Linked DNA regions of Homo sapiens: region 2 is linked to region 1. Evidence: read pairs that join two places in POLR2A ChIA-PET (ENCODE). Cell type or tissue: OCI-LY7. All regions are shown on one strand. Each heading gives the region's core, and the rest is flanking DNA. Links, peaks and the distances in the headings are about the cores only. Region 1 overlaps MGLL (monoglyceride lipase). Region 2 holds the start of LOC124900558 (small nucleolar RNA SNORA24).

Region 1 (8,000 bases), core at 1-8,000:
TCAGCCCCCAGTAGGTGAGCCACAGGGAGGGACTTGAGTACAGGGTGTGAACTCCAGACTCAGGGTTGTCACTCTCACAGCTCAGGGCAAAACACAGCAGGAAGCAGGGGACTGAAGATTGAGGAGGGAAAGAAAAGCCTTCTTAACAAGATAAAGAACCCGCTGTGTGAAAACACAGGGCTGGCATCTTCCCTACACGCCCAGACCCCAGGGCTTGTGCCTAGAGCTGCTCACCCCAGGTGAGTCCTGAGAAGGATCTGGTTCCGTGTCAGGCAGGGACAGGTGGTTCACACTCACCAGCACCTGCAGATGTGCAAACAGGGAGGCCACTGGGAAATGTTCTTCTGAAGACTTCACAAATTTCTAAGTGTGGGATACAATAGGAACAGAAGGGCTGGGCAGAGGCTAACCCTGGAAGTAACCACAACAAATGGCAGCCAATGTCCACTGGAGACCTCATGTCTATGAGGCCACCGAGTGCACTGACGGACACCATGACTGGGTCTCAGGAGGTTCAGTGACTTTTCCAGCCCAGGGCTGTCTGAGCAGAGCTGGGAGGAGCGGTGGGTGGAAGGAGGGTGAGAGTGCCAGAGGCGTTTGAACCAGAGCAACTCCATCTTGAACGGGGGCTGGGTAAAATGAGGCTGAGAGCTACTGGGCTGCATTCCCAGACGGTTGAGGTATTCTAAGTCACAGGGTGAGATAGGAGCTTGGCACAAGATACAGGCCATAAAGACCTTGCTGATAAAACCGGTTGCAGTAAAGAAGCCGGCTAAAACCCACCAAAACCAAGATGGCAACAACGGTGACCTCTGGTTGTCCTCACTGCTACAGTCTCAACAGCGCCATGACAGTTTACAGATGCCATGGCAACGTCAGGAAGTTACCCAGTATAGTCTAAAAAGGGGAAGCATGAATAATCCACCCCTTGTTTAGCATATCATCAAGAAATAGCCATAAAAATGGGCACCCACCAGCCCTCAGGCTGCTCTGTCTATGGGGTAGCCATTCTTTCATTCCTCTACTTTCCTAATAAACTCGCTTTCATGTTACTCTATGGACTCCCTCTAAATTCCTTCTTGCTTAAGATCCAGGAACCCTCTCTTGGGGTCTGGATCAGGACCCCTTTCTGGTAACAAGAGTGAGGGGGATTCAGGCCTGGGAGGCAAGGCAGATGCAGACCACTGGATGGGAGGAGAGGTGTCACTGTCTTGGGAGGACGTGGCCTGAGACCATGGTAAGGATGCTGGCCTCTACCTAGAGAGAGGGGAGGCTGAGGAGAGTTTTAGGCACAAGAGGGATGTTTGCATTTTTTAAAAAATGGCCTCATTATATCACTGTCTCCACAAGATCATTATAGAAAAGTCTTGTCAAAAGCTTCATCCACCAACTCCATGCCTCCCTGGGTAGAAAGGACCCTATGCAGCCATCGCTCTGACTTCCAGGGTTCAGAGGGAGAAGCTTTGCCTCTGAGCAGAGGGATGGAGTGGCTGGGTGCGCAGCTGCACCTGGGTGGGTGTGCTGACGTGGAGCAAGTCACTAAAGAGCCCAGTAAAGAGGGCAGGGCAGCCGAGCCCCTCCAGCCTGCCTCCCAATCGTACAGCGTAGAGCGTTGTGGCCCTGCAGAGGAAAGTGGGCGTTCCTTGCAGAGCAGGAGGCCCAGGTCTGAAGTAGAAAACCCTGCTGGAGCCTTTCCTGTGGTGGAGCCGGGTTGGTCTAAGGAGTCTAATTCTGGAGCCCACCCCCTTAACCCTGTGGGATCCATGGCTGCCTTGATGCAGCGCTGCTTTCCCTTGAATCTACCTTGACCGGGTCTCACTTTCATAACCAGAGGAAAGACGCAACATGTGTTACCCAAAATGCAGGAAAGTGGATCCAGGTGCTAACCTGGGACTGGTCTGGTCCCTCATCAGCTCAAAGAGGAATGCCAGCGAGGCCGGCCTAGAGTAAGGAGGCGTTGCCATGAGGCGCCAGGGCACCTGGCTCCCAGTATTCCATTTCACCATGGAAGCATCGCCCACTGCCTCTCCCATCAGGGGTCTGCAGTGCGCCCGTGCCTTCATTTACCCTAACTCTGAGCCCACACGCTCTCCACTGGGGGTTCGGCACAGACAGACATTTCTCCTCATTTCTCACCCCTGCTCCTTCGCAGGTGCCAACCACAGAGTGTCTCCCTGACCCTCCAGAGTGGCTGCACAGGGGCCCTGCAGGATTTGCTAGCCTGCCAAAGAAACCAACTCCATTAAAAGATGAAAGAACACATTTGAAAAAGGGCTCTTATCTTGGCTCTGTCCCAACTTGACAGCCCCCAGGTGAAGAGATCCAAGGACCAATCCACCTTTCCACAGGCAGTTTATTCCCCTCAGCCCAGCAAATGCCTTCTCTCTGGATTTTCCTGGTCATCTCTCCTCAGGTGACTAAGCCAGCCAGTCATGGCAGGCACACGGGCTGAGGCTCTGGAGAGATGGGAGCCCCTGACTGTGAGGAGGACAGACACTTCCTTCCCTTACAATTTGGGTGTCTGCCCTGCATTCCTGGCCAACCCACAGGAAGTCAGCCAGCATCAGAAAGGAGGAATCTTACAGAATGTGTGGTCAGGGCAATAAGACAGACGATCACTGTGGGGCCTCTAGCCTCAAGAACCACACAACAGACCCGGAGGAGCCCGACGTGGGAGTCTTGGCTCATTCAGACCCAAAGGAAGAATTAAAGTCATTTGTTGATGAACACCAGAGTGGAACAAGCCTTTGTTTTAGGAGCAGAAAGGAAGAATTGCCTTAGTCCCCATTTTTAGATCTAAAGGAAGTCATAAACTCATATATGCTACAACAGGAGGGAGAGAAACTAGTACAACCCCCTTGGGAAAACAATTTGGTATCCGGTAAGGTTGAATTTCCTTACTTTACAACTCAGCAATTCCACACCAGGATATATGTCCAAGAGAAGCTCTTAGACACAGGAATCGGACTGTTCATAGCAGCCCCGTTGTTATAACTAGAGAATGGATACATTGTGGCAAATGGATTATCACACAGTAGTGAAAAGCAAATAAACTAGAGCTGCACAAAGCAGCACTGATGAGTCTTAGAAAAGAAACACAAAGTGAAGAAAGCAAATCACAGAAGACTGAGTAAGTATGACTCCATTTTATAATGTTAAGAAAACAAGCAAAAGCAAATATACATATTTTTAGAGACTCATACTTATGTGATAAACACATAAAATAAAAAAGCAAGAGAATGAAACACAAATTCCAAGATTGTAGTTACCTCCAGTCACCTCCTGTCTACTCATCAAGTTGTTGGGGGAATAAATGAAACAGCTGAACATACCTGGCAAAAGGTGGGTTTCCAGCACGTGCTCGCTCCCCGCCTTCTCCCATTCCCTCCCTTTGTATGGTTTCAGAGGAGAAAAATGTATAAATTCTGGCATTCTCTTGGTGCTCGCATCCTTCCAGGGGAAGATCCTTCTGAATCTAGTCTGCATCTCTCCCACTTACAAGGATTTTCTCCTGTTCAGCTCTGCAAAGAGATGGGGCAGCTGGTCTGCACCTTCAGTTAGAATCCTGGCTCTCTTAGAGTGCAAGCGTTAAACCATCTTTCGGCTCAGTTCCTTCACGCTAAAAGCTCCCAGGTTTAACATGGAACAGACCTTTTTATTTTCCCTTGAAAACATTCAGTTAGATCTGTTGTCCTCTGTGAGATTACAGAAGTTCCCAAACAGTGCTAGTTCCATTGTTTGGAGCTCAGGGTCAGTCAAACCTAATAAAAGTACAGACACCTGGCAACCCAAGTTTCACTTCTGCTGAAATTATTGTTAAGTATCACTTTAAAAAACAAAGAAGATTGCATGAGGAAAAGCAAATTGCTTTAAAAAAATGGACGTTCATTACTCTAGGATGTGAGATACTATATTTTTTAACAAGAAGTGAAACTTTTAGAAAGCCTGGGTGATAAGCAACTAAAAACAGCTGAAGTCAGGATCCCAGAGCTTCCAGAAAAGGCAGGAGTTGGGTCAGCGAAAAAGAGTAATGAGTCACAAAGAGTAAATGAGTCTGGTCCTAGAGAGAACACGTGAGAAATGGCTCCGCTGCCCTGGAGACTTCAGCTTCATGCATCCCTGCCCAGGCAGGGCTGGGTGAGGGGAAGGGCTCCTTTCACCTGGGTTTAATGAATGAATAAGCACTATTCCAAATTTGAATTCAGCTAAGATGTAATGAAGGCAAAGAGAAAAGAGCCTCATTTGTTAAGCACTTGCGGTATGCCTGGCCCCATGCCAGGCCATCAGGCCTGCTACTCCTCTTGTTTGTTTATTTATTTATTTGTGTATTTTTATTTTTTGAGACAGGGTCTCACTCTGTCACCCAGGCTGGAGTGCAGTGGTGCAATCTCGGCTCACTGCAGCCTCGACCTCCTGGGCTCCAATGATCCTCCTGCCTCAGCTTCCCGAGTAACTGGGACCACAAGCGCATGTCACCACGCCTGGCTAATTTTTGTATTTTTTGTAGAGACAGGGTTTCACCTTGTTGGCCAGGCTGGTCTAGAACTCCTGACCTCAAATGATCCACCTGCCTCGGCCTCCCAAAGTGCAGGGATTACAGGCATGAGCCACTGCGCCCGGCCCTCCTCTTGTTTAATAATAACCCAAGCTGGGAGGGAAGAGTCACCATCTACCAGTTGGAAGATGAGGAGGCTAAGGCCAGTAGCACTGTATCCTGGAGGTGGCCAGTAATTACAAATGACCTGGGCAGATGTTCCAGTGAGGAGAATACAGGGCCACTTTGGTCTGTAGCCTCAATTTTCATAATGACCCTTATCATAGCAGTGAGCATTTATTGAGTGCTTCCTGTGTGCCCTGCTCTGTGCTAGCCACCATCCATTCCCTCCCTCACTAATCCTCACAGCACCCTCTGATGTGTGACTGTAGTAAGGTGGAGGTCACCTCTGTGTGACCTTGGGCAGTGACTTCACTTCCTGAAGGCTCAGCCTCGTCACCTGCAATAAGGGGCACTCACAAGCCCACGTCAGAAGGTGCTGTGAGAATTAGTGAGGGAGGGAATGGATGATGGCTAGCACAGAGCGGGGCACACAGGAAGCACTCAATAAATGCCCACTGCCATGATAAGGGTCATTATGAAAATTGAGGCTGCAGACCAAAGCGGCCCTGTATTCTCCGCACTGGAACATCTGCCCGGGTCATTTGCAATTCCAGGACATCACTGGCCACCTCCAGGACACAGTGAAATCATCAACTGCTTCTTTTTTTTTTTTTTTTTTTTTTTTTTTTTGTGAGACAGGGTTTTGCTCTTCTTGCCCAGGCTGGAGTGCAATGGCGCAATCTTGGCTCACTGCAACCTCCACCTCCCGGGTTGAAGCAACTCTCCTGCCTCAGCCTCCCAAGTAGCTGGGATTACAGGCATGCACCACCACACCTGGCTAATTTTTTGTATTTAGTAGAGATGGGGTTTCACCATGTTGGTCAGGCTAGTCTCGAACTTCTGACCGCAGGTGATCCCCTGCCCTAGTCTGGATTATAGGCATGAGCCACCGCCCATCAACTCCTTCTTAAAACGGGCATTAATTATGCATTCACATATGGCACATGGTAATATTATCTAAGTAAGAATAACGTAAGAAGTGCTCGTGTGGCTAGGCGCAGTGGCTCAGACCTGTAATCCCAGCACTTTGGGAGGCCAAGGTGGGCAGATGGCTTAAACCAGGAGTTTGAGACCAGCCTGGACAACATGGTGAAACCCCACCTGTACAAAAAATACAAAAAATTAGCCAGGTGTGGTGGCACATGCCTGTAGTTCCAGCTATTCGGGAAGCTGAGGCAGGAGGATCGCTTGAGCCCGGGAAGTTGAGGCTGCAGGGAGCCGTGATTTCACCACTGCACTCCAGCCTGGGTGACAGAGTGAGATTCTGTCTCTTTAAAAAAAAAAAAAAAATGTGTTCTTGGTTCCTGGAAGCAGGAAATGGTAACCTAGATCTTTCTTGTTGATTCCTCCAGCAAACACAGGAGCAAGCCACGCCTTGGGAGGCCTTGTTTCTGGAATCACAATTCTACCTCCCAAGGAGCTGCTGGTGGAAGGGTGGAGGCTGGTCAGGCTTCTGGTGTTCAGCACCCACTCAGCCCTGGGTTGCTCACAACCATGGACAGGCAGAAGGAGGTCCTGGGCAGGAGCCATCTGCCAGGCTGGAGCACCCTGCAGCCTGGGTCCCACTCCTTGGGCCTGCCTGCAGAGAGGTTAGAAAGGGATTATCTGGCCCTCTCCATCTGGGCACACTGCTCAGCTTCCAGCATGGGGGAGAAGGCCAGTCCAGCCCCTGTAGGAGTGAGCACTCCTGAGTACCAAGCGGCAGGGTGGTGTGAGGGGCTTCTGCAGCAGGGCACAGAGTCCCTGGATGCCAACTGACAGTGTGACTGTATAAAGAAGCGGTCCCAATCTGCACCAGCCGCACAGGCCAGCTATGCTTACATTTACATCAGTTAAAATGAAAAAGCAGAAAAACTCAGTTCTGTAGTCTTACCAATGCCCTACGGCCACACGCAACCAGTGGCTTCCACGCAGGATGGGCAGAGGTAGAACATGTCCACCATCGCAGAAATTTCTAGTAGGCAGCATTGAAGATGCCTTCAATTCAGGAGGCACCAGGTGGAATGAAGGAAATGCCTGTGTCCATTTGCCTGCATCTTAAATGATACACACTGCATCTCTGCTCTGATTGCAAAAGTAAAACATGTTCAAGGGAGCTATCTGGGAAAAATCCCGAAAAGCCTCAAGTGGCCGCTGAGTGCAAAGACCCCAGAATGAGACTTCTTCAGATCAAATCCGGATCCACCACAGGGAGGCCTCTTGTGGGGGGTTCAACTTCTTTGAGGCTCAGTCACCTCCTTTGCAAATTGAGGGTAGTGAAAGTCCCCACCTCTCTGGCTTGTTAGTGAGTTTAACTGAGATAATTGCTATAAAGTGCTTAGAGCAGTAAGACACAGAGTAAGTGGGCAGTAAATATTGGTTGTAGAAATAAGAACTAAAAGTCAAACCACTCCTGCCAACCAGAAATAATTAAGTATTATTAGTTTGGTCTCCTTTCAATAACTTGCCAACGTGAACTGTATGAACTGGCCTGGGAAGACCTCCAAGAGCCACTGTGGATAGAAAAAGCTTAAATTGCTGAATGACGCCTACGTAGCTCACCACTGATGCTTTTAAAAACCCACAAAATACTACTGTTTCCTTTGGCTCATACGTGATATCAAAGCAGAGAGAAAGCTCTGGAAGATTATACTGCAAACCGGCCATGCTGGTGACCTTATGGAGGGCTTTGGGATGGAGCAGCAGGCCTGAGATTTCATTCATGGAACTCTTACATGGACAACTGGATGCCACGCAGGGGTGTGGACCAGTGGTACTGTGCTGCTTCTTTGAGGCTTTGGGGGTTCCTGGAGATGCTTTCTACCATCCTCCAAGTGTGCATGCAGCCAGCCCCCAGTGCACCTTTGCTAAGCACTTGCTGTATGCTGGCCAGTGTCTAGGTGAAGCACGTATAGAGACTCATAAAATGCAGGTGTGGGCCTGGGGCCAGACACACACACAGCGAGTCCCCTTGCCTGTGTGGGAGCCCGCTCAGAGGCCTGCGGGCCAGCAGGCAGCTCTGAGTGGGGAAGCCCTGGCCTCAGCAGGTCCAGGCCGCACAGGAATGTGGGTCCAGCGTGGCCCAGTCTTCCAAATGTTCAAGATAAGCTAGAAATCCAGTTTTAAGGTCAAGTCTCCTAGTTCTCTTTTTAAAAACTTGTGGTAAATGTGCATAACCTAAATTGACCGCCTTCACTGTCCGAAGTCACCACTTGTGGCATGAAGCTCGTTCACACAGACATGCAGCTACCAGCACCATCCAGCTTCGAACCCTGCCATCCTCCCCAGCTGAAACGCGGTCCTTGTTCAGCAACTCTGTCTTCCCTGCCCCCACCCCCTGGCAACCACCACTGACTTTTTGTCT
Region 2 (16,474 bases), core at 3,478-11,477, 980 kb after region 1:
AGGATCAATGTATAGAGGAAAGCCACCTGCTTCAATTATGTCTGAGACGTAATTCCTTTGAAGGCCTATTTGTTATAGCAGCTAGGGTTACCTTAATTAATACAGTATTGTAGTCTTTACTGGTGTCTCTCTGCTAGATAGTCTTTTTGTTTGTTTGTTTGTTTTTGTTTTTGAGGCAAGGTCTGGCTCTATCGCCTAGGCTGGAGTGGAGAAGTGGCGTGTTCTTGACTCACTGCTACCTCTGCCTCCCAGGCTCAAGCCATCCTCCCACCTCAGCCTCCTGAGCAGCTGGAATTACAGGTGTGTGCCACCACGCCTGGCTAACTTTTGTATTTTTTGTAAAAAGGGGTTTTACCATGTTGTGATCTGCCCACCCCGGCCTCCCAAAGTGCTGGAAATACAGGCATGAGCCACCGCGCCCGGTCTCTTGCTAGACTAGTCTTAAAGGAAAAGTAGGAGTTCTTTAGGTGAAAGAAAATGAACTTGGGGTGGGGGTGGGGGGAGGACAAAAGAGCAATAACTGTGTCAGTAACTCAGTAACTACTCACTGAGCACCTACTATGTTCCAGGCATTGGAGGGGCAGCAGCAAACCAGACAGACAAAGTCCTCCACTCTCATGGTGCTGAAATTCTAGGGGCAGAAACACTGAGCATGTAAATACATAAAGTACAGAGGAGCAGTTCTCAAAGTGGTGACATGGAGAAAACATACCAGTGTAACAGGTAATGGGATAAAGAATAACTGGGAAAAGGCACTGGACCAGATGATCCAGCAGGGCCTCCCTGGAGTGTCACTTGAGCTGAGACCCCAATGGTAAGAAGAATCCAGCCATGCAACAATCTTTGCATTAGGGAAGGGGAAGGAGGAGACTTTCCTAGACAGAGGAACTAGAGGCACAAAGGCCCCAAGGTGGGAAGGAGCTTGGTGCTCTTGAGACAGGAAGAAGGCCAGCATGGTGGGAATGGGTTGACTGGGGAGAGACTGAGGTTAGATGGGGCCAGGGTGTGTCCCCACCTGTCATTCCTGCTTTATTTTTCCCCATCACACTTCTTATTGCCTATTATGCTATGTATTTCTCTTACGTACATGCTTTATTTTCTGTCTCTGCCACTAGACTGTAAGTCCCATGAAGGCAGGGATTTCTGTCTGTGTTTTGTTCACTGCTGTCTCTTGGTAGACAGTGCCTAGAACAGTGCCTGCCACACAGTCTGCCCAAGCTGTGTTTGTTGACTGAATAAATAAATGAAAGATGGATAAAGGCCAGATAGTGCAGGGCCTTGAAGGCCATGTTAGGGTCATTCTAGGCAAAGGGAATTGCAGGCGCACTCAGGGAGAGGCAAGCGTTCGTTAGGTAAAGACAGGCCGAGCCTCCCACAACCCTGTCAGCATGGAGGGCTGCAGTCCACGCTGTAGAAAGAGTGGCAGGGTAAAGGCAGTGCCCCAGTCCTCTTGGTCTCCCTGGTGCTTGTTAATCTGACTGGCAAGGTCTGAAGCAGGCAGGTGCTGTGGTCTGGTGAAGCGGAGCCAGGGGAGACATCATCCCACTGAGAGAACACAGAAGGAACCCACAGCCACAGCAGGGCAAGCAGCCCCATTTCCTAGCAGCCTCATGAGCTCAGTGTGGCAGGAGGCAGTGCTGGGGCTCAAGCCCACTAGAGTGGCCCATTGGTCCTGGTGTTACCGCCTGTCCTTCCTCAGGCCATTTGATCTTCCCATCTGTGTCACTCCATTTGCATCACTATAAAGGAATACCTGAGTCTGGGTAATTGGCTCACGGTTCTGCAGGCTGTACAGGAAGCGTGGTGCCAGCATCTGCTTCTGCTGAGGGCCTCAGGATGCTCCCAATTGTTGCAGAAGGCCAGGGGGGAGCAGGAATGTCACATGGTGAGATTGAGAGCAAGAGAGAGGAAGCGGGGAGGTGCCACATTCTTTTAAACAACCAGATCTCATGTGAACTTGGAGCGATAACTCATTCATTACAAGGAGGGCACCAAACCATTCATGAAGGATCCACCTCCATGACCCAAACACCCCAATCAGGCCCCACCTCCAATGCTGCAGATTACATTTCAACATGAGATTTGAAGGGAACAAATATCCAAACAATAGCACCATCCATCCAAGGCTGTCAATGGGGCAGAAATAGTCATCCTTATCCCACAGGAGGGGGAACTGAGGCTACATTTTTGTTTTAAGGATTCTTCAGATGCAAGTGACAGAAATCCTACCTGATTTGGCTTGCCTTTCTTTGTTTGCCCTCTAGAAAAAGAGCCAGAGAACAAGCTTAACGTGCTATAATCTTATGGGATTCAATCCCAGGGCAGCAAGAGTAAAGGAAAGAGAGGAGTAAAGAACAGAGTGCAGGAGGAAAAGCAAAGACAAGGTCGCGTGTCACCAAACTGGCCACAGAGTCTCAGCAAACATGGTCGTTGGGTTTGGGCTGCCAGATCAAAAAAAGGATGCCTGATTAAATTTGAATTTCAGATGAACGCAAATAATGTTTTAACATAAGTATTTGTATTTGCAAATTCTGATAACCTAGTCCCATGCGACATCTCCAGGGAGGTCATGCTCAACAGTCTACTGAGAAGAGGTAAAGTAGAGATTTTACCCCTCAGTTCCTTTCTGAATCCTGTCTTGCTGGTCAGAGTTTACTCATAGGAAAGTTCACTCCCCACATTTCTGGGTTATATTACCTGGCTCATCTGGGCAGTCACTGGGGAAGCCAAAGCCTCTGAGTCCACTCTGAGGCAGCCCCTGGGTGCGGCTGTGACTTTCCATTAAGCAAGTGGTAAAGGCCTAAAAGTGGGGTTGGGGACCAAGAGGGACAGGGAGGGGAGCAGATGGCTTCTGGCATGGCTAAATACAGGTGCCCAAAATTGCATCACTTAGACAAGTCCCTCTTCATTTCCTCGTTTTCCTCTATTTTGAGATAGGGTCTCATCGCCCCCTCCCCCCCCACTTTTTTTTTTGAGATGGAGTTTCGCTCTTGTCACCCAGGTTGGAGTGCAATGGCATGATCTCGGCTCACTGCAACTTCTGCCTCCCAGGTTCAAACGATTCTCCTGCCTCAGCCTCCTGAATAGCTGGGATTAGAGGCATGCACCCCGATGCCTGGCTAATTTTGTATTTTTAGTAGAGACGGGGTTTCTCCATGTTGGTCAGGCTGGTCTCGAACTCCTGACCTCAGGTGATCCACCTGCCTCGGCCTCCCAAAGTGCTGGGATTACAGGCATGAGCCACTGCACCCAGCCTGTTTTCCTCTTATTTTGACTTGGCTTCTGCTATCGACTGAATGTTGGTGCCCCTTCCCAAAATTCCTATGTTGGAAACTTTTTTTTTTTTTTCTAGAAACATTTGAACAATAGTTTGGAAAAGTTTGCCCAATAACCCAGCAGCCTCTAGGTTTTTAATGGTGAAGAATGTTACTTGTGCAAGTCAGAATCTGATACCAATGAAATGGTGACAGCTTTGCCAATAAACAAGAATATACTTACTCTTCCATGGCTAGGAAGGGCAACTGCCACAGCTGACAGGTTCCAAAGACACATGGAGACTATGTTGGAACTTAACCATCAAAATGATGGTATTAAGGGGTGTGCCCTTTGGGAGGTGATTAGGGCTCTACCCTCATGAAAGAGACCAGTGGCCTTACAAAAGGGCTTGAGGGAACCTGATCATCCCTCCCACTCCCTCTGCCATGGGAAGACTCAGACAGAATGCACCATTTTGGAAGCAAAGAGCAAGCCCTCACCAGACACTGAATCTTCCAGTGCTTTGATCTTGGACTTCTCAGGCACCAGAACTCTGAGTAATAAATTTCTATTGTTTATAAATGACCCTGTCTAAGGTATTTTGTTATAGCAGCAGGCACGGCCAAAGACAGCTTCACTCTCAGGTTCTCAGGTTCTCAGGTTCTCTCAAGGTGACAGGAAGTCCCCAACAATTCTAGACATGCTTTAATCTTTCTTCATGCTCCTTCCATCCTAAAACAGATCCATTGAGTGTTATTGGCCCTGAGTGCCCTGGATGTGGTCAAGTGCCCTCTTCCAAAAGAGTCACTGTGGGCAGAGGGGTGCAATGCAGCCTGTGTGCAGGAAGGCTCTAAAAAGCAGCTGTGGCTAGTGTGGCACAAGGAAGAGGAAGGATGGGAGATTACGTGCTAGTGTGATGTGCGGTTGTCTTCCTGTGGGTGTTCCCCCAGCCACATACATAGAACTGGGAGCTCCTGGTGCACTGGTTCATCTCTGTGTCCCTGTGGTCATACTCTGGAAGCTAAAAATTGATTGCTTTTGAATAAATGAATGGACAAACCTTTACTTCCTTTATAGCACCTAATAGAAAAGTGCCTCAAGCTACCACATGAGATTTATCTCACCTGGCAACTGACATGTAATGTCAGTCATTCTCTTGTAATGTAAAGGAGAACTTTATTTATTTGTTTTTAAGTTGTTTTTTTAAGAGATGGAGTCTTGCTATGTTGCCCAGGATGGACTCAAACTCCTGGGCTCAAGTGATCCTCCTGCCTCAGCCTCTGGAGTAGCTGGGACTACAGGTATGTGCCACTGTGTCTGGCTGAAGGAGTGCTTTATAAATCATTTTCACATCTGATTCTCACAAGAACTCAGAGGTAGGGTTTATCATCACCATTTTATTATTTATTTATTTATTTATATATTTTTAAGAAGGAATCTCGCTCTGTCACCCAGGCTGGAGTGCAGTGGTGTGACCTTGGCTCAGTGCAACCTCTGCCTCTCAGGTTCAAGTGATTAGTCTGCCTCAGCCTCCCAAGTAGCTGGGACTACAGGCGGGTGCCACACCTGGCTAATTTTTTTTTTTTTTTTTGTATTTTTAGTAGAGATGGGATTTTGCCATGTTGGCCAGGCTGGTCTTGAACTCCTGACCTCAGGTGATCTGCCCACCTTGGCCCTCCAAAGTGCTGGGATTACAGGCGTGAGCCATTGCACCTGCCCCATTTTATTATTTTATTATTTTATTTTTGAGACAGAGCCTTGCTATGTTGCCCAGGCTGGGTGCAGTGGCATGATCTGGGCTCACTGCAACCTCCACCTCATGGGTTCAAGTGATTCTCATGCTTCAGCCTTCCAAGTAGCTGGGATTACAGGCCTGTGCCATCACACCTGGCTAATTTTTGGTGTTTTTTTTTTTTTTTAGACGGAGTTTCACTTTGTTGCCCAGGCTGGAGTGCACAATCTCAGCTCACTGCAACCTCCACCTCCAGGGTTCAATTGATTCTTATGCCTCAGCCTCCCGAGTAGCTGGGACTACAGGCGTGCATCATGCCAGGCTAACTTTTGTATTTTTAGTAGAGACGGGGTTTCGCCATGTTGGCCAGGCTTGTCTCAAACTCCTGACCTCAGGTAATCTGCCCACCTTGGCCTCCCAAAGTGCTGGAATTACAGGAGTAAGCCATCACGCCTGGCCCATTTTATTATTTTATTTTATTTTATTTTTTTATTTTTGAGACACAGTCTTGCTCTGTTGCCCAGGCCGGGTGTAGTGGTGTGATCGCGGCTCACTGCAACCTCTGCCTCCCAGGTTCAAGAGATTCTTGTGCCTCAGCCTTCTGAGTAGCTGGGATTACAGGCCTGTGCCATCATACCTGGCTAATTTTTGGTTTTTTTTTTTTTTTAGACGGATTCTCACTTTGTTGTCCAGGCTGGAGTGCAGTGGCGCAATCTCGGCTCACTGCAACCTCTGCCTCCCGGGTTCAATTGATTCTCCTGGCTCAGCCTCCCAAGTAGCTGGGACTACAGGTGTGCACCATCACACCTGGCTAACTTTTCTATTTTTAGTAGAGACAGGGTTTCGCCATGTTGGCCTGGCTGGTCTCGAACTCCTGACCTAGTGATCCACCCACCTTGGCCTCCCAAAGTGCTCAGATTACAGGTGTGAGCCACCATGCCTGGCCTTATTTTTTGTATTTTTAGTAGAGACTGTATTCACCATGTTGGCCAGGCTGATCTCGAACTTCTGACCTCAAGTGATCTGCCCGCCTTGGCCTCCCAAAGTGCTGGGAGTGAGCCACTGAGCCTGACCATATCACCACTATGGGAAGTGAGGATACTGGGGCCCAGAGAGCTCAAGAGAATTGCACTGACACAGGAGCTCAGACTGGGTGCTGGGGACCAGAAGTTACCAAGGATGAAAGACTATAGTGCGGCATGTTGGGACAGCCAGCTGGTGACTTCTGGATTAATAAAAACTGCCAAGAAGGAAACCTTGGATAAAATTGTCCACTTTAAAGCAGCAAAACCTGGCTAGACACAGTGGCTCACACCTGTAATCCCAGCAATTTGGGAGGCCAAGGTGGGAGGATCACTTGAGCCCAAGGATTAGAGACCGGCCTGGGCAACATAGTGAGACCTTATCTCTACAAGTATTTAAAAATTAGCTCGGTGTGGTGGCACGTGCCAGTAGTCCCAGCTACTTGGGAAGTTAAGGCAGGAGAATTGCTTGAAGACAGGAGTTTGAGTCCAGGCTGGGTCACACAGTGAGACCCTATCTCTACCAAAAAAACAAAAAAAATTAACCAGGCACAGTGGTGCACCTGTGGTTCCAGGTACTCGGGAGGCTTAGACGGGAGGATTACTTGAGCCCAGGAGGTTGAGGCTGCGATGAGCTATGATCACAGTACTGCACTCCAACCTGGGTGACAGAGTAAGCCTCTGTCCCAAAAATAAATAAATAAATACATACAAAGTAATAAGGTAGCAAAATCCAGAGAACTTTATAAATCATGCAAAGCTATGTCAGAATAATTCAATATTTTTCTCTGCTTTAAATTGCTCAACTATGTGTTAACATTTGTCAATGCCCAGTAGGGTGCTGGGGACATCAAAGTAGACCAGAGCAGGTCCTGGCCCTGAAAGACCCCCCCAGTTTCGATGATAAATAAACAGCCAGAGAGTCATGGGTTCACTGTGGGAAAAGAGGAGAAAAGGGCGGTGGCCAGAAAAGGCTCTGCTGTACAAACAACCTGTGAAGGAAGACACATCACACACACACACACGCACACACACACACACACACACACACACACACACAAACACACATACTCCCCACCCCCTGGCTTAAAATGTTCCACAGGGTTTCTCATCACACATGCTATAAATTTGCAAGGCCTTGCTATGACCTGTGAGACCCTATATGACCTAGGTTTGCACATTGCTCCCACCTCAACTGTTTCTACTCTCTCCTTCGCTCACTCTGCTCCAACCACGCTGGCTTCCTTGTTCCTTGAGCAGGACACCTTTTTCTGCACAAAGCTTCTACCCTTGCTATTCCTTCCACCTGTAACATTTTCTGCTCAGGTATTCTCAAAAGGCTGGCTCCATGTCAGCAGGTCTCTGCTCAAATGTTACCTCCAGTGGGGTGCAATGACACATGCCTGTTGTCCCAGCTACTTGGAGGCTGAGACAGGAGGACGGAGAGCTACAGGCCAGGAGTTTGAGGCAGCAGTGCACTGTAATTGTGCCTGTGAATAGCACTGCACTCCAGTCCGGGGACCATAGTAAGATTCTGTCTCCAGAAAAAAGGCACCTCCTCAGAGAGGACTTTCTGACCACCTATGTCTAAGTCACCTCTCCTCACTTCCACCTCCATCACTGTTCTGTAACACTGTTTTATTGTCTGCATCTCATTGATCACATTATGGATTTTTTTTAAAAAATTGAAACATTTGATAGTTAATGAAATATCATGGTTAAAACTTAAACATATATAAACTGATGTCCACAGAAAAACCCAGCTCCCTTTCCTGTCCCATCATCAGGAATAGTGTAGTGGTTTTGTGCTGTGTCAATTAAGCTACATTTACCATTTACCAGAATTCTCTTCTCTAACAGCAGTGATTTTTTTTTGTTTTTTTTTTTTTTGAGACAGAGTCTCTCTCTGTCACCCACGCTGAAGTGTAGTGGTGCAATCTCGGCTCACTGCAACCTCCACTTCCTGGTTTCAAGCGATTCTCCTATCTCAGCCTACCAAGTAGCTGGGATTACAGGAGCCTACCACCACGTCTGGCTAATTTTTTGTATTTTTAGTAGAGACAGGGTTTCACCGTGTTAGCCAGGATGGTCTCTATCTCCTGACTTCGTGATCTGCCCGCCTCAGCCTCCCAAAGTGTTGGGATTACAGGCGTGAGCCACCGCGCCTGGCAATTTTTTGTATTTTTTAATAGAGACGGGGTTTCGCCATGTTGGCCAGGCTGGTCTTGAACTCCTGGCCTCAGGTGATCCACCTGCCTTAGCCTCCCAAAGTGCTGGGATTACAGGCATGAGCCACCGTGCCTGGCCAATTTGTTGTTGTTGTTGTTGTTTTGAGATGGAGTCTTTCTCTGTCGCCCAGGCTGGAGTGCAGTGGCATGATCTTGGCTCACTGCAATCTCTGCCTCCTGGGTTCAAGTGATTCCCCTGCCTCAGCCTCCCAAGTAGCTTGGACTACAGGTGCGTGCCACCACACCTGGCTAATTTTTTGTATTTTTAGTAGAGACGGGGTTTCACCATGTTAGCCAGGATGGTCTCGATCTCCTGACCTCGTGATCTGCCTGCCTCGGCCTCCCAAAGTGCTGGGATTACAGGCGTGAGCCACTGTGCCTGGCCAATATTTTTTGTACTCTGAAGGTCATGCAGCATGCCAAGCACTGGGGCAGCTTATTCATTGTGTAACTAGACTTGTTGGCAAAGGGTGCCAACCCAGAAGTGCATCTCCTACAGCCCCCACCAGATCTCCTCCTTTGGCTTCTCTGAATCCTGGCCTAAGTGTGTGTGTAGCTCTGGATGAAAGGTGTTGGGTTCTGCTGCTGCTCACCCATTCATGGCACTGAACTTAGAAGTGATGAGAGACAGATATGGCTCCCAGTTGGTCCTCATGGGTGGCTCTTTTTATCCTCCTTGGCCCCAGTGTGTCATTATTCTTATCCACATCCAGCTTTTATTCCTGAATGCTGGTCTAACTGACCTGTAGTGACTGACGTTGGGCTCAACACCAGACACAGAAGGAACAGCCTGTGTAGACTTTCTACCAACTCCCACAAATCGATAAGGTCTAGCCCCTTCCATTAATTCCTCATTCTAATCACTCACAGTGCTTCTACTTCTCTGATTTTAATTGATATACCAGGTAACCACTTTTATTAGTTGCCGAAGGATGTTCTTATTCTTTACCTTTTAAAGCATATGATATATACTCTTCTGTTGCGGGAAGTCAGGGACCCCAGTGGGACTGGCTGAAACCATGGCAGAAGAACGTGGATTGTGAAGATTTCATGGACATTTATTAGTTCCCCAAATTAATACTTTTATAATTTCTTATGCCTGTCTTTACTGCAGTCTCTAAACATAAACTGTGAAGATTTCATGGACACTTATCACTTCCCCAATCAATACCCTTGTGATTTCCTATGCCTGTCTTTACTTTAATCTCTTAATCCTGTCATCTCCTAAACCAAGGAGAATGCATGTTGCCTCAGGACCCTGCGATAATTGCGTTAAGTGCACAAATTATAGAGCATGTGTGTTTGAACAATATGAAATCTGGGCTCCTTGAAAAAAGAGCAGGATAAAAGCAATGTTCAGGGAATAAGAGAGATAACCTTAAACTCTGACTGCTGGTGAGCCAGGCAGAACAGAGCCATATTTCTCTTCTTTCAAAAGCAAATGGGAGAAATATCGCTGAATTCTTTCTCCCAGCAAGGAACATCCCTGAGAAAGAGAATGTGCCCCTGAGGGTGGGTCTCTAAAATGGCCCCCTTGGGTGTGGCCGTCTTCTGTCGTCGAAACTGTAGGGATGAAATAATCCCCAGTCTCCCATAGCGCTCCCAGGCTTATTAGGATGAGGAAATTCCTGCCTGATAAATTTTGGTCAGACCGATTGCTCTCAAACGCTGTCTCCTGATAAGATGTTATCAATGACAATGGTGCCTAAAACTTCATTAGCAATTTTAATTTTGCCCCCGGTCCTGTGGTCCTGTGATCTTGCCCTGCCTCCATCTGCTTTGTGATACTTACTACCTTGTGAAGTACATGATATCTGTGACCCACACCTTATTCGTACATTCCCTCCCCTTTTGAAAGTCCCTAATAAAAAATTGCTGGTTTTGCGGCTTGTGGGGCATCACGGAACCTACCAACATGTGATGTCTCCCCCGGACGCCCAGCTTTAACATTTCTCTCTTTTGTACTCTGTCCCTTTATTTCTCAACCTGGCCGATGCTTAGGGAAAATAGAAAAAAACCTATGTGACTATCGGGGGCAGGTTCCCCGATACTCTTCTGCATCTGGTTTTATCATGTAACAATATCTCTTGGAGATCCTTCCATACCAATATATAGAGAATTATCTTATTGCTTTTTTATAGTTGCACAGTATTTCATTGTCAAGATGTACCATACCTTTTTTACCAGTTCCCTATTGATAGAAATTTGAATGAAAATTGTGCAGGGACGTGTGTGTGTGTGTACGTTTGTACATTGTGTACCACACTAAGTAGTAAGGCTCTTGATATCAATGGCCTTGTTTTCCTTGTGTCCTTAGAACCTAACAAAAAGCCTAGCATATAGGAGATTCTCAGTAAATCGTTTGTTGAAAGAAGGATGTACTTGTCCACTTTCTCCATGGGCAATCCTGTTAACACCCGTTACTTTCATTTCCATCTACTCTTAAATTTCTATTTTCAGCTGAGGCTACCCTGAAGGACCCAGAAACCCAACTCCCATCTCTGCCTCAGCCCAAAATGTCTAACTGCCTCCTCCCCATCTCCACTTGGATGTTTCACGGAAGTCCTCTGTCTCAGCATTTCCAGAACTGAACTTCTCACTCCTAATCTCCTCCAACATACCTGCTGTGCTTTGGATATGATGTGTTCGTGCCCCCAAAATCTTATATTGAAATGTGATCCCAGGCCAGGTGCAATGGCTCACACCTGTAATCCCAGCACTTTAGGAGGCTGAGGAGAGCAGATTACTTGAACTCAGGAGTTTGAGCCCAGCCTGTCCAACACGGCGAACCCCGTCTCTACTAAAAATTCAAAAATTAGCTGGGCATGGTGGCAGGTGCCTGTAATCCCAGTCACTCGGGAGGCTGAGGCACAATAATCACTTGAACCTCATAGATGGAGGTTGCAGTGAGCCAAGATTGCTCCACTGCACTCCAGCCTGGGCAACAAAGCGAGACTCTGCCCCCTCCAAAAAAAAAAAAAGAAATGTGATCCAGGCAGGCTGAGAGTGGTGGCTCTCACGCCTGTAATCCCAGCACTTTGGGAGGCTGAGGGGGGCAGATCACTTGAGGCCAGAAGTTCAATATGGGCCTGGCCAACTTGGTGAAACTCCATCTCTACTAAAAATACAAAAATTATTTGGGCATGGTGGTGCACGCCTGTACTTCCAGCTGCTCGGGTGGCTGAGGCACGAGAATTGCTTGAACCCAGTGGGTGGAGGCTGCAATGAGCTGATAGCACCTCTGCACTCCAGCCTAGGCGACAGAGCAAAACTCTGTCTCAAAAAAAAAAAAAAAAAAAAGAAATGTGATTCCTCAGTGTGGAGATTTGGGAGGTGGGGCCTAGTTGGGGGTATTTGAGTTGTGGGGGGGTTCCCTCATGAATAGTTTGGTGCCATTCTAGGTAGTGAGTGAGTGAGTGAGTTCTGGCTCTGGTGAGGCTGGATGAGTTCTCACAGGAATTGATTAGTTCCCAAGAGAGTAGGTTGTGCTAAAGCCAAGATGTCCCTTGGATTTGGGCTGGGATTTCAGGCACGTGCCACAGCGCCCGGCTAATTTTTGTATTTTTAGTAGAGACGGGGTTTCACCATGTTGGTCAGGCTGGTAAAGACCAAAACACTTCTAATATTAAATATTAAAGTAAATGTGAACTATATATATATTTAAGACAGATTAATGAAAATGAGCAAGATAATTATTTATCCAATTATTCCATCTCAGGGTCACAGGTGGCCAGTCTATCCTGGCAGCTCAGGACAGGAACCAACCCTGCACAGGATGCCAGCCCATTGTGTACACGTGTGCGCACGTGCACACACACACACACACACACACACAGAGACTGGGACAATTCAGACAAGCCAATTCACCTAAAGGGCACATCTTTGGGATGTGGGAGGAAACCAGAGGAACCAAGGAAAACTCAGACATGGGGAAAGAGTGTAAACTACACAGACAGGGGCCCCAGCCAGGAATCAATTTTTTCTCATCAATGTTATAATTGAAATGATGTTACTGGAGGCCCTGCTCTACTTAACTCCCCCAAGAACCCTAAAAGTCTCAATCCCAATACATCACTGGCTCATAATGGATCTTGCCATGTAAATTGGGTCCAGATGTGGATGAGGTTCCTCAGATATAATTCCTTAAGAACGGCTCTGAGCACTGTTCCTCTGAAGGCCTGTGAGCTAGAGATGTTATCTGCTGTCCACGGACCCAGCATACAGAGTTGGCAAGAAGAAGATAAGCATAGTAGACACTTTTGTTCAAAAGGGGAAAAAACAGGAGCGACAGCTGCCACTGGGTCATAGTAATTCTGAAATCAGCGAGGCACGTGATGCCAGTTCCTTGATTCGAGTCCCCTCCTGCTCCTTGGGAATGATTATCTGCAGCTCCTGGCTCTATCCTCTTGGCTCATGGGTTTCTTCTAAGTTGTCCTTTCTTTCCCATAGGAAATAGTCCATGTTTGCATCTGAATAGCCTTCTCAGAAGGCTTCTTAGAAGGCTGGGGCCCACATGTCCCATTTTATTTTTGTGCTCTGCCTTTTCTGGTATAATTGTCCCTTGCTATTTGTGGTGGATTGGTTCTAGGACTCAGATGCTCAAATCCTGCAGTCAGCCCTGCCAAACCTGGGGATGAGGACTACTGCATTCCCAGTTGCTACTTTACCTTCAAACCTAGCATTTTGATTGGCTGCCTAACGGGGTGGAATTATCATAACTCTTGGCCTTTGAAACTATTTTCAGTTTTCATTCCCCTGAATACTCTGCAAATTGTACACATTGAGCACCTACTGTACCCCAACACTGTTTCAAGAATCAGGGATATCGCAGTGAATGAGACAGACAAAAATAGCTGCCTTGTGGAGCTGCCATTCTAGTGGGGAAGACAGACAATATGCAAATAAGTGAGTAGTATAAGAGGAAAAACTTTGGGAGGCTGAGTCGGGAGGATTACTTGACACCATTACTTGACACCAGGAGTTCAAGACTGCCTGGGTAACATAGTGAAAACTTCTCTTTACAAAAAAAAAAAAAAAATTAGCCAGCCATAGTGGTGCACGCCTGTGGTCTCAGCTACTCAGGAGGCTGAGACAGGAGGATCACTTGAGCCCAGAAGTTCAAGGCTGCAGTAAGCCCTGATTATGCCACTGCACTCCAGCATGGGCAACAGAGCAAGAACTTTTCTCAAAAAAAAAAAAAAGAAAAAGAAAATAAAAAAGAAAAAACAGAGGAGAAAAGCAGTAGGGAGATGTCAATTTTTGTGTTTGTATTGTGGTGACAGGGAGAGGGACTTCAGTTTTAAATAGGGAAGGCTATTTCACTGAAAAGGTTACTTTAAAGTCAAGACCAGAGGAAAGTGAGGGAGTGGCCAAGCAGATACCTGGAGGAAGAGCTTTCCAGGTAGAGAGAAGTACAACTGCAGAGGTCTGATGTAGATGTGTGCCTTCTCTTTTCTTTTTTGTTTATCTTTTGGAAGAGACAGTCTTGTTATGTTGCCCAAGCTGGTCTTGAACTCCTGGGCACATGCAAAGTGAAAGCAGAGAAAGAGTGGACTTACCCCAGAGGCGGATGGTTCTGCAGTGTGCAAGGCCATTTCAGAATACACATAGAGAAAACAGGAGAATAGGTGGTGAGGGTTTTGGGGAAAGAGCCAATTTTGGTTGAAAAAGTAGGGGAAACCCCAGACATTGTACCATCTCAGGGTTGAGACTGCTTGCCTAGCTTTTGAGATTTTTTTTTTCCCCAGACCCCTCAACTCCTGAGATCTTATCGGGAAGCTGCTGATCACCAGTTTTAGGTGTTTTTATCTATTGGGAGACTGCCTTTCTCTGGTCTGGCTGCAACCAATTATTATTTTAGAGAGACAGCTTAACCTGACAACCACGTCATGGTTGCCTCACATTGCTGGTCGGGGAGTGGCCCCTCTCCTGCCCTGCTCAGGTCTGACTACTTACTGTAACAATTGCAAGGTTTTTGGATGGAACAATTGAAAGAATGGAGCTTGCATGAACCAAAATAAGAAAAGACTATGAGAGGGCATTGTTGAAGATGGAGGCAAAAATTCTGAGTGGATCCTGATGTGTTCGGATGGGGCTGGTGCTTGGGAGGCTGCTCTGTGCTTACAAGAAGAGTTCTACCCGGTCCATCTTTATCACATCTTCTCTAATACTAAGTTCAGAGAGGCTTTAGCTCATTTTCCATTTTCTTGGGCTGTCTCCTCTGCCAGACAAAGTGCCTATTTCTCCTGTCTCTATCACCGAGCCACACAATTGCTGTAGTCATTTGCAGTCTACTAGAACGATAACACATATTGGCATCAGACAGATCTTGGTTCAAAACCTCGCTCCACCAGTTTCTGTGTTGAGCTAGACCAAGTGACATGATATACTGAGTCTCAGTTCCTTATTTGTAAAATGGTGATAATAATTTTTGGTTAAGTAATTAAAGTAAGGATAAATGATGCCTTTCGAAGAAGGACACAACTGGAATGGCCAGTTTACCCCTTGTCCCCTCTTCGGTGGCATTATTTATTCTGGAGTAAGGAGGGATGGCTGAGGGAATCTGTCTGTGGGTCCAACATGGCGCCGTCCTGCTCCTTGTATGAGCCTCAAAGATGGGGACAACCATTTGGGGGCAGACATGTTTGTAGCACGAGATCCAGGCTCAGTCCCGAGGCAGCCGGAACGTGACGCAAGGTTGAGGCGGGGCTCCTCCCCCGCACCCTGGCGTCGAGCGTCTCGTGACAGGTACTTCCGCTCGGGGCGGCGGCGGTGGCGGAAGTGGGAGCGGGCCTGGAGTCTTGGCCATAAAGCCTGAGGCGGCGGCAGCGGCGGAGTTGGCGGCTTGGAGAGCTCGGGAGAGTTCCCTGGAACCAGAACTTGGACCTTCTCGCTTCTGTCCTCCGTTTAGTCTCCTCCTCGGCGGGAGCCCTCGCGACGCGCCCGGCCCGGAGCCCCCAGCGCAGCGGCCGCGGTAAGCAGCGGGCCCAGCCCGGCCGGCGGCCTGGCCCCATCCCCCCCCTCAGCCCCTCGGTCGCCAGGGCCTCGCGTCCTCCCTGTCCTCCTGGGCAGGCTCCAGTCCCAGCCCTGGCCACGCGGGCACACCCGGCATCGCTCAGGCCCCCGGAGCAGGCCAAGACCCCACCCGGCTTGGAGAGGTCGGAGGTCGTCGGGCGTGACCTCTGGCCGGGTTGCCCGCCCCGGCCACCCGTCTCGGACGCTCTGTTTACTGTTGGCCTGGATCTCAGAGACCCGAGAGGGTTCCTTGACTTGGGCGGCCCTGCGCCGCGGCAGGACGCGCTGGCCAGTGGAGTTCCTTAGCGCGGCGAGCAGGAGGGTGTCAGAGCCCACGCCGCCCGCCGCCGTGCCCACCCGGCGGGCATGGGTCACAGGCGCTGGGGGCCGAGCCGCGTTCCCATCCGGTTCTTCAGTTGAACAGCCTGACCCTGTTAGTGGGAGTTCCCTGACGGCAACTGAGTCAAGGCAGTGAGTCAGGTCACGTGCGCTGGGCTCGCCTCGACACTTGTGTACATTGAGGCGCCTCTGGCGCTGGGAGACAGGGAGCTTTTTGTCCTAGGCATGTTACGGTAAATCCTGAGAGAAGTTTTTCAACTTAATCGAGGAAAGATGGTAGTTGGATGTAGAGTTGTGTTTCCATTCCGACCGTGTTTGGGGCCTCTTTCTGCATTCATTTTAGGCTTGATACCTAATGGGGTCATAAGGGGAATATTGAGAATATTGACAGCAAATATTTGAGCGTTTATTGTATGCTAGGCAGCGTGGCAAGACCTTTTAACAGATCATTATGTTTAGTTCTTTGAACAACCCTCTGAAGTACCACTGTTGTGCCCACTTAACACAGTGGGAAGTTGAACAGAGAGGCTAAGCCATTTGGCCAAGGTCACACAGCTAATAAGTTACGAAGCAGAGATGCAAGCCCAGGCAGTCAGACTCCAGAGCACTGTATTAAATTTCTAGGTTGTACTGCTTTCACGTACCCCTGAAGCTTGCTGGTTTATCTTTTGCTACCTGGTATCTGTACCTCAGTGCCTCCCACCACCTCCTTTCTTTCTATTGATGTCATTTGAAAGTCTTTCTGGTAGCATCAGTTCTCCCTTAAAGCCATAAGAAATGCCGTTTGCGACTTATCACACATATTGTGGTGTAGTGTCACCGAATTAGGAGCTCTTGAATACCGGCAGGGTACTTAACTGAGGTTTGAAAAATTTTGCAGGTAG

What was found. ChIA-PET counts read pairs that join two places held together with the same protein. Peaks named below come from ENCODE experiments on the same cell type or tissue, not always from the same donor. Only the 100,000 strongest peaks of a DNase experiment are listed, where the experiment ranks them.
Region 2: POLR2A ChIA-PET joins it to region 1 with 5 read pairs; 2 of 35 experiments call an interaction of 5 or more read pairs at or near these places.

What each region holds. Positions count from the first base shown.
Region 1 is chr3:127,732,373-127,740,372 of GRCh38, forward strand. All of the region lies in intron 3 of MGLL (monoglyceride lipase), which reads right to left. Among named protein-coding and RNA genes, the nearest start is that of ABTB1, 63 kb to the left of the region's middle. RefSeq lists enhancers at 1,626-2,541, 2,433-2,492, 5,603-6,165. In OCI-LY7, for the core only: no CTCF peak of the experiment used is centred there; DNase peaks (open chromatin) are centred at 869, 1,609, 3,789, 4,109 and 3 weaker places; H3K4me3 peaks cover 4,833 bases; H3K27ac peaks cover 5,663 bases.
Region 2 is chr3:128,711,150-128,727,623 of GRCh38, forward strand. It overlaps LOC124900558 (small nucleolar RNA SNORA24), which reads right to left and starts at 3,556; the gene lies at 3,422-3,556. RAB7A (RAB7A, member RAS oncogene family) reads left to right here and starts at 15,034. Exons shown (of 6, transcript NM_004637.6): 1 at 15,034-15,210. RefSeq lists silencers at 7,864-8,064, 15,168-15,457 and enhancers at 14,758-14,887, 14,917-15,901. In OCI-LY7, for the core only: no CTCF peak of the experiment used is centred there; a DNase peak (open chromatin) is centred at 4,152.